2 separate regions of the Homo sapiens genome follow, and region 1 is linked to region 2. A link is an interaction called in ENCODE POLR2A ChIA-PET data of the cell type or tissue named here. Cell type or tissue: Panc1. All regions are shown on one strand. Links, peaks and the distances in the headings refer to the core of each region. The heading gives the core; the rest is flanking DNA.

Region 1 (4,388 bases), core at 127-4,126, 180 kb before region 2:
AGCTCATAGTACTTGGCCTGCTCTTCTCGCGACAGCGCGTGCCACTGCAACAGGGAAGAGGGGCAGGTGGGGTGCATCAGGGAGTCAGCAGGCTGCACCAGGCTGAAGATGGTCGGGGAGCATCCCTGCCAGCCCACCTGCCCATGGTCTCACCCTGCGGCCCAGGATCTGGTTGATGGCAGCGCTCTCCTTAAGTGTGCACTCTGCAATGACCTTGGCTCTCATCTCCTTCATGTACAGCATGAAGGCATTGAGGGGCTTCTTGATGGTTGGCTTCTTGGCCTCCTTCTCTGCCTTGGACTCTGCTTGTGTCTTCCTGAGGGGCACAAATCCAGATTGTTCAGGAGCCCCCCGAGTGCCCACCTAATTGCAGCCTCCTCCTCTAGCGTGGGCCTAGAGTGTGCCTAAGTGTATGATACCAGAGTTTTCTAAGTGGAATCTTTCCTAGCTGCCCCCAAATGGGTGAGCAGACAGCTAAGTAACTGTTCCTTATAGGAACACTACAGACAAGTGGGAAAAGCATGTGTTAAGGACTTCTGAGCCCCTCCTCTGTTGGCTCAGAAAAATCCTTGTTCCCCATCCCACCCACCCCCTCCTACTTCTGAGGATCAAAAACATAGCCAGAGGCACGAAACAGCTTAGGCAGGGACCTCGTGGCAGTCCTCAGGCCTGGTGGGGAGGCATGTGTATCCTGACTGACACACCCCCTGCCATCATTGTCTTTTCACTCACAGGTTGCGGTCGAAGGGCTGCAGCTCCTGCTTCCCTGAGGGGGGCACAATGGCCGGGTGGGGGATGGCTGCTGGGTGACCAGGTACACCAGAACCTAGCATCAAGGATGGGTGGGTGAACCTGGAGGCAGGAAGAAAGTTAACACTGAGCCAAGAATTATGGGCCAGACCTTTGGACACACACAGAGGCCCCTGCATAATACATAACTTGAGGACACAGGTGAACAGATAGATACTCTATCCTACTGGCCTAGACATAAGTACACAGAGATAAATACAAATACCTGCTCCCAGCACACTACACAGACACACTGCAAAAATCTACATAGATTGCCATTCAGATGGTTACTACATAGGTCCCAAGTAGCTTTTGAATCTGTCCCCTTCTCACGTCCTTCCCCTACCAACCCAGCCTCAGGAGCCTGTGGCTGCCCTGTGAGGCCTCATCCCTCTCCTGCTTGACCCTTCCAGGCCTCTCTCCACACAATAGCCAGAGTAACCATTAGAGACACCTGAATGTTCCTGGCCTGCTTCGGCTGAAATTCCCCCAGCGTCCAAAGAATAGAACCCAGGCTGCTCCCAAGGGCCTGCACAGCCCTGCATGAGCATCCTGCTGCTGTTGCTAGCCCCTTCTCTTCTCCTCTGCTTCCTGTCCCTCTCCGTTCCCCGGCAGCCCCAGTTATGGCTGTTCCCTTGTTTTCTTCTCGCAAAAGATCTATTACTCTTTCCGCGAAGCTCTCCCTGACCCATCAGGCCTGGTGAGGTCTCCTTGGGGCTTCCCCATCACTCAGCTGGCCCATTAAGCTGCCGGTGCCATGTCTACACTTGCTATACTGGGCTGTGAGCTCCAGTGGGCAGCAAATGTCTGTGGAATCCCCTGCCATTGCATATTTGCACTGAGTCTGTCACTGAAGGAGTGACCTAAGTGAAGGGATCCATGTACACACACCTCCCACTTCACTTTCTTGCTATTCTGTGGAGACCATTCTGCCCCTTACTGCTTGCACAGGTATTATCCCTGAGCCAGCAGCCCCTAAGGGTCAGAGGTTGGGGACTTAGGTAAAAGGTGCTGTCTCAGCTTGGGCAAAGCTCAGGGGATGCCCAGGAGAGTCCTTCTAAGTAGGGATGAAGAACAGAGGTGAGTGCACACACATCTGCACACGGGCTGAGCCACATATGCCTGTACTGTCCTGGCCTCTGTGGTGCTCTGCTGCACGGTGTGGCCCAGGCTGAGGCCTCTTGGCACTTGCACTAGCTTCATTCTCAGGCACAGGACAGCAGGGGGCTGCAAAATGACAGACGGACAGATGGACAAACGACTAACACAGGGCAAGCACTGGCCTGGGCATGGCCTTGTGTGGGCTCTGAAGCCTGGGCAACAGGAAGCAGGAGCCTAGCTGCAGTGTAGGGGACTCACCTGGGGTAGGGGGCGCCAGGGGCTGCAGTGGGGGCAGGGAAGTGCTGTCTATATCCGCAGGAAGGGGACAGGGGGTAGAGAGGAGGGCTGGGCCTGTGGTTGGGAGAGATAGCTGTTAGCAGTCTGGCTGCTGGCCAGACACGAGGAAAGACTTCCCTACCTTGCTAGGCAGGCCTTGACCCATCCTGTGAGACAGATGGGCCTCTGCTGGAATTTCAAGCATCTGCCACCAGAGGGCAGCTTGTGCGGTTTCCCTCTATAAACTTGTATGGGTGCTTGAGGGATGGAAATGGTATCCTTCTCCTGGGACCCAGCTTAGCAGGCCCCTGGGCCCCTCCAGCCTGCTTCTGTTTCTTTGACGGTATAGGGCTGATATCTGTCCTGGGGCCATTGCAGCCACTGTTAACACTGGATTGTTTTGCACCACTTTGCCTGCTTCAATTCCTGGTCATCCTTCAGGTCTTCCTTAGCTAAGTGACCCTTCCTCCTCAAATCCCTGAGATTCCAAGCTGGATGAGGTACCTCTCTGGGCTCCTACAGTCCCTAACTAGAGCACTACCAACAGTGCCCTGTAACTGTCTGGTTTTTTGCCTGGGTTGCCCACGAGGTAGACTGAGTTCTGAGAGGGCAGGGACCTAACGATCAGTTGGCTTCAGCAGTGCCGACTTCCCTGGTGCCCAGAACCCTGCCCGGCACACAATAGGGCTCAGTGGAGAGATGGCTTAAATACCCCTACTTCTTTCCTCACAGCCAAGTGCCACCGGGTGGAAGCCGAGAGCACAGGGCTGCCTGAAGTCCCCTCCTTACAGCCTTGGTGGGTAAAATCTGCTGTAGGCTCAACTCTCTTGGTCTTCAGCACTGCTGGCCTAGGGGATGCTTTTGAAAGGCTGGCCTACAGATTTGCATCCACGGAACCCTGGTCTAGTCCAGTAAGGCTGGGCTCTTGAGCATCTTGCCACGCTTTGATCCTAGGGGTATTCATGGGAGTAGTCTTAATTTGTATTCAGAATGGATTGTCCAAGGAGAAGCTGGAACGGAGGAGGGTGCTGACCATGGGTAAAGGGCAAGTGGGCCACAGGTTGGGCCTCTGGCCTGCCCGATCTCCTTGGGGAGCCAAGTTTTCCTGCTGTTGGGTGACTGCCACAGCCCAGCTCTCTGAAATAGGCTAGAGACCTGCGCAGCTCAAACTATCGTTGATGAGTAAAGGGCCAAGTAGCCTGCCAAGGCCCAACTCCAGCTGAGGACAGGCCCTTTGGCCCATAGTCAGGCCTACTGGCTTAGGGGGCCAGGCTTCCTTTTCCTGGTCCAGCCTTAAGAATCTCCAAGCAGGCTGGTCAGAGGCTTGGGCTTAAGCAGGCACCACAGGGGCAGGGAGGGACACTGCCCCTCAAGCAGCTCAGCCAAGGAAAGGACCAAAAGCAGTAGGCACTGAGGCCAGTGAGCTGAGAAGCAGCAGCCTCTCTGGTAGCCACTCATGCTGTCCCCTCCCTGCTCGGGCCCACCTTTCTTCCTCAGTTACTCATATGGCCCTGGAGGTCCCTTAGCAGCCCAGAGTTCTCCCATCTAAGGGGATCTCTTGGACACTGAGGGAGACAGGGCTGGGACCAGGGACCAGCTCTCCTGCCTCTCCAAAGGGAGTATGTCAGGCTCCCTGGGGAATGCAGGCCGGGGTACATGAGGACCCCTAGCTCAGAGCCAGGTTAGGACAGAGTTGCTGGCCAGCCCCTGGCATCTAAACAGAGCTGGCAGCAGGGTGGCCAGCCAAGAGGGATGGAGGAGGAAATGGAAGGGCAGGCAGGTCTTGGTCTGACCAGCACACGGTACCCCTTTCCCATTGGGCCCACACTCACCAGCTCACAGTGTGGGGGAGCTGCCCCATGCTGCCTGAGGTCAGGGAGTAGAAGCCAGAGAGGTCAGGGGTCTGCAGAGGCCTGTGAACTGCAGAGGAGAGAAGCTGAGTGAGTGGGCTAGCCTGACCTGGCAGGCCATATCAGCAGTTACTGCATCCTAGAACCTCCTACAGGGGCCTTAAGATCCCACCAGCTTTGCTAGAGGACCAGACATAAACTAGTTTATTCAGGAGGATCCCAGTGTGATAATAGTGCCCCTTTGACAGACAAGGGAACCCAGGGCAGAGGGCTGGGGTGACTTGCCTAAGACATTAGGGGGCCAGTAGGCAGAGCTGAAGTCACTCAGGCATGGAGGCATTGGGGCATCTCTGCTCGGGGGACTCCAGCCTA
Region 2 (4,388 bases), core at 235-4,234:
TGTCAGACATCTAAGAGGAGATGTCAAGTAGGTGGTTGGATTTATGAGTCTAGAATTCTGGTCGTTCTTGGAAGTTCTTTTAATTTTTCTCAGAAAAGTTAGGAAGTGATGTCATCAGTTGAAAATGAGGATAACAGAGAAGACATTTGAAGTTTGTGGTTAGAGGAAAATGTGATTGGTGTCCTAAGAGAGTAGAAGGGTAAATGGACTAGGAAAATATGATTGCCAACAATTTTAATTGCCAACAGCTTTAAACATACACCTGAATCTTTGGCATTGAATTTAAAATGAAATGAAAACAGTGGCATGGTTGTATATTTTTTCTAGCCATGTTCAGCTGCTGGGTGCAGATGTGAGTAGTCAGAGAGCTTGATTTATTAATAACTAGGGATGAGTGTAGTCTCACCAAGTGAATGGGTCAAAGTGGACAAGGGGGAAGGGAATTGAAGATGGATGTAAGAGAGTGATTATAAGCAATTATAATAGCTGACACAGAATTGAATCTGAATAAAGAGAGAAGAGAGTGTATTGGGCAAGTTTTGATGGTGACCGTAAGGGAATGAAAAGGATTAGAGGGTTGTAGGTGTTTATGGATTGAGAATACCAGGGAATGAACTGGAAGGATAGGAGGTCTTGCCAGCAAGTAGAATGCATGAAATTGAGATTATGGAAGAATTGTGATAATAAATAATGACTCTGGGAGTGAGTGGCTGAGGTAAAGAGGAGGGCTAGCTCATGAGAAGAGAGGAGGTCAAAGATTTTGAAATCAAGGCAGGAGTACTTGTCTTAGATGGAGTGAACTCTAGAGCCAGGAGCTAAAGATCATTAAGAATTAGGGGGCATGACTTTGGAGTTGGATGAAAGTAAGTTAGTGCATTATAGCTTAAGATAAGAGAATCAAAGCTAGAGGCATTTAGGGAGAAGAACGGGAGAATGGTCTGAAAAGGGCAATGAGGAGGAGAACTGTGCCTCCTTGAGATTCAGTGGTTCAAGGATGTGGGAGAAAAAACAGCTATTACTTAAACAGGCTGAAAGGAAAATGTGTCCTTAAGGGAGAGTCAGGTTTCAGTAATAACAAGAAAGCAAAGGGTGAAAGAAGGGATTTGCTGATGACTGTGAATTCTATACTGCGTGGTGGAAATTTCTTTATAATTATTCCCACCCTATCAGCTTGTGTCCTTTAAAGGTACTTACCCATGGAAAAATTGTTCTTTTAAAAGTTAAGTTTAGTTAGTTGGCTCCCACTTATTTCAATTTTAAATTTTATTTTAAAACATGTTTTTTGTACTTTGGCAGGAAAATTAAATGTATCAGAAAATAATAATTTTTAAATTCTTGAATTATAACTAAGTTGAAGTGATAAATGCAAAAATTATTTTCAGAAATTCCTGTTAGTAGTTTTCTGAGTAATGTACTGAGTTGTAGGTCCTGTTTATTTCTCTTTTCTTCCAGTAAAAAATTTCAAGGAACTCAATTATTGAAAATGTTTTAAGAGTTTTACTGTAATCCCAGTACTTTGGGAGGCCAAGGTGGGAGGATTTCTTGAACCCTGGAATATGAGAGCAGCCTGGGCAACATGGCAAGATGCTGTCTCAAAAAAAAAAAAAAATTGCATATGGCATTGGACAAATATATGAAAAATAAAAAAAGCCAGGCAGGGTAGCATGTGCCTGTGGTCCCAGCTACATGGGGGGCTTGAAACCAGGAGGTCGAGGCTACAGTGAGCTATGTTTGTGCTACTGCATTTCAGCCTGGGCAACAGAGTGAGACCCTGTCAAAAAAAAAAAAGGGAAAAAGAGAGTTTTACTAATTTATTGGTTTTTTTTTTTTTTTTTTGAGATGTGGTCTTGCTCTGTCGGCCAGGCTAGAGTGCAGTGGCGCCATCTCGGCTCACTGCAACCTCCACCTCCCAGGTTCACGCCATTGTCCTGCCTCAGCCTCCCGAGTAGCTGGGACTACAGGTGCCTGCCACCATGCCTGGCTAATTTTTTGTATTTTTTAGTAGAGACCGGGTTTCATCATGTTAGCCAGGATGGTCTCGAGCTCCTGACCTCATGTTCAGCCTGCCTCGGCCTCCCAAAGTGCTGGGATTACAGGCGTGAGCCACAGGGCCTGGCCTTTTTTTTTTTTTTTTTTTTTTTTTTTTTTTACTAACTGACTACATTATTTTTCTGAGATCCTCTGTTCATTCTAATTGACACCAGCTATTTCTTTTTTTTTCTACACAAAATGGATGTCAACTGTGGTACACAAACCAGAGTGTATTCACATGAAGAAAGGGTTGTCTGTTGGATTGTTAACTTGTGTGAATGCACATGTTTGTGAAAGCACTAGAATGACTTGGTTTAATCTTACCCCTATAAAATATTTTACTTTAATGTGATAGACTTTAAAATATTGTCTGAATATGTTTAGATCTACATGACAGAGGTTTTTTTTTTTTATTTTTTTAGTGTAGTAGAGGTCCTTGAAGTTCTTCAACAGATACTACATTAGATTATAAATTAGAGATGGTTAAATTTCGGCAGGGATTCCTCTGGAATCTTCCTCTATTCATTCTTCTTGGTAAAAGAATAGTAAGAATTCTTATGTAAAGAATTTTACCTTTAGTAAACTATGCTGAGTAGGTAGCAGCACAGGGAAATAAGAATGTGTGTGTATTTGGTGTCATTTGCTATACCTAGATGCCTTCCCTCATCTTCAAAATAGTCTAGTTGTCACTTAGCTCTCAGGTTCCCGTTTCGGATGCTTCTCCTTTAGAAGTTTTTTCTTCTTTGTAAGGATCCTTCTTTTTTTTTGAATTTAGGAGAGGGAGTCCTCTAGTTCAAGTATCACTTAGAATTACTATCTACAGCATGCCTATAGCTTCCCCTGAATTTGTTATGTTGTGTTGAAAGTATTTAGGTCCAAACTCCATATCTTTTTTGGGACCTACTTGAGTGAGAATCAGCCACTTTTTGGTCTGTTCTAGGGATCAGGTAAAGTCTGGACAAGGTAACTGAAATCCACACCCTTTATGAAATGAAAACAGAGGGGATGGGTGAGGGCTGTATGTGAACTTTGCCATCGTGACTTAAAGTCAGCCCTTTTTCTTTTCTTTTGGTGGCAGGCTGTATGATGCAGTAGGTCTTTTATGCTGCTTAAATTGTTAGTATCTAGCAAAGCAATTATTATCTGAAGAATAACTGACTAAGAAGAAATGTAACTGAATGCTGGCTATTGAGACTTAATAACTAGTTTTCGAGAAAGTTATAGGAATGTAGCAGAGAGAAATGCTTAGTGTAAAATTTGGGTAAATATGCTTTTAGCTTGGTGGAGATAAAGTTGGAGATTTCAGTTTGATATTCTTTGTTTGTTTCAGTTGTATCACGGACTGATTCACCGAGCCCAACCGTACTCAACTCACATATTTCTACCCCAAATGTGAATGCTTTAACACATGAAAACCAAACCAAACCTTCTATTTCCCAAATCAGCACCACCCTCCCTCCCACGACGAGTACCAAGAAAAGTGGAGGAGCATCTGTGGTCCCTCATCCCTCGCCTACTCCTCTGTCTCAAGAGGAAGCTGATAACAATGAAGATCCTAGTATAGAGGAGGAGGATCTTCTCATGCTGAACAGTTCTCCATCCACAGCCAAAGACACTCTAGACAATGGCGATTATGGAGAACCAGACTATGACTGGACCACGGGCCCCAGGGACGACGACGAGTCTGATGACACCTTGGAAGAAAACAGGGGTTACATGGAAATTGAACAGTCAGTGAAATCTTTTAAGATGCCATCCTCAAATATAGAAGAGGAAGACAGCCATTTCTTTTTTCATCTTATTATTTTTGCTTTTTGCATTGCTGTTGTTTACATTACATATCACAACAAAAGGAAGGTAGGTTTGGGATTTTTTTAGCCCTTTATTATTTCAGTCATAATGCTTTTGATGATTCATGGTTCTTTTTTTTTTTTTTTTTTTTTTTTGCAAAAAAAAGTGTAGTGGGTTTCACTCTGTCAACCAAGCTGGAGTACAGTGGCACAATCACAGCTCACTGGAGCCTCGACCTCCTAGGCTTAAGTGATTCTCTTGCCTCAGCCTGTCGAGTTGGTGGGACTACAGATTCACACTACCACACCTGGCTAATTTTTAAAAATTATTAAATTAAAATTTTAAAAATTATTGTTTGTAGAGACGAGGTGTCGCTATTTTGCCCAGGCTGTTCTTGAACTCCCAGGCTCAAGCAGTCCTCCCGCCTCGGCCTCCCAAAGTGTTGGGATTACAGACATGAGCCACCATGCCCAGCCCTCTTTCCTTTTTTTCAGTGAAGTTTAAATTCATAGTAAAATATTGAGATGTCTAATCAGCATGTAAATCTATTGTGTATTTTAACACAC

The links. Peaks named below come from ENCODE experiments on the same cell type or tissue, not always from the same donor. Only the 100,000 strongest peaks of a DNase experiment are listed, where the experiment ranks them.
Region 1: POLR2A ChIA-PET joins it to region 2 with 16 read pairs; 3 of 35 experiments call an interaction of 5 or more read pairs at or near these places.

What each region holds. Positions count from the first base shown.
Region 1 is chr5:134,138,649-134,143,036 of GRCh38, reverse strand. It overlaps TCF7 (transcription factor 7), which reads right to left. Exons shown (of 10, transcript NM_003202.5): 5 at 3,999-4,086; 6 at 733-852; 7 at 154-316; 8 at 1-44. Among named protein-coding and RNA genes, the nearest start is that of TCF7, 26 kb to the right of the region's middle. RefSeq lists enhancers at 2,698-3,675, 4,267-4,376. In Panc1, for the core only: CTCF peaks have their summits at 2,157 and 2,370 (motif pointing right); a DNase peak (open chromatin) is centred at 2,368; H3K27ac peaks cover 535 bases.
Region 2 is chr5:133,958,994-133,963,381 of GRCh38, reverse strand. C5orf15 (chromosome 5 open reading frame 15) reads left to right here. Exons shown (of 3, transcript NM_020199.3): 2 at 3,362-3,888. Among named protein-coding and RNA genes, the nearest start is that of C5orf15, 7.4 kb to the left of the region's middle. In Panc1, for the core only: no CTCF peak of the experiment used is centred there; no DNase peak of the experiment used is centred there.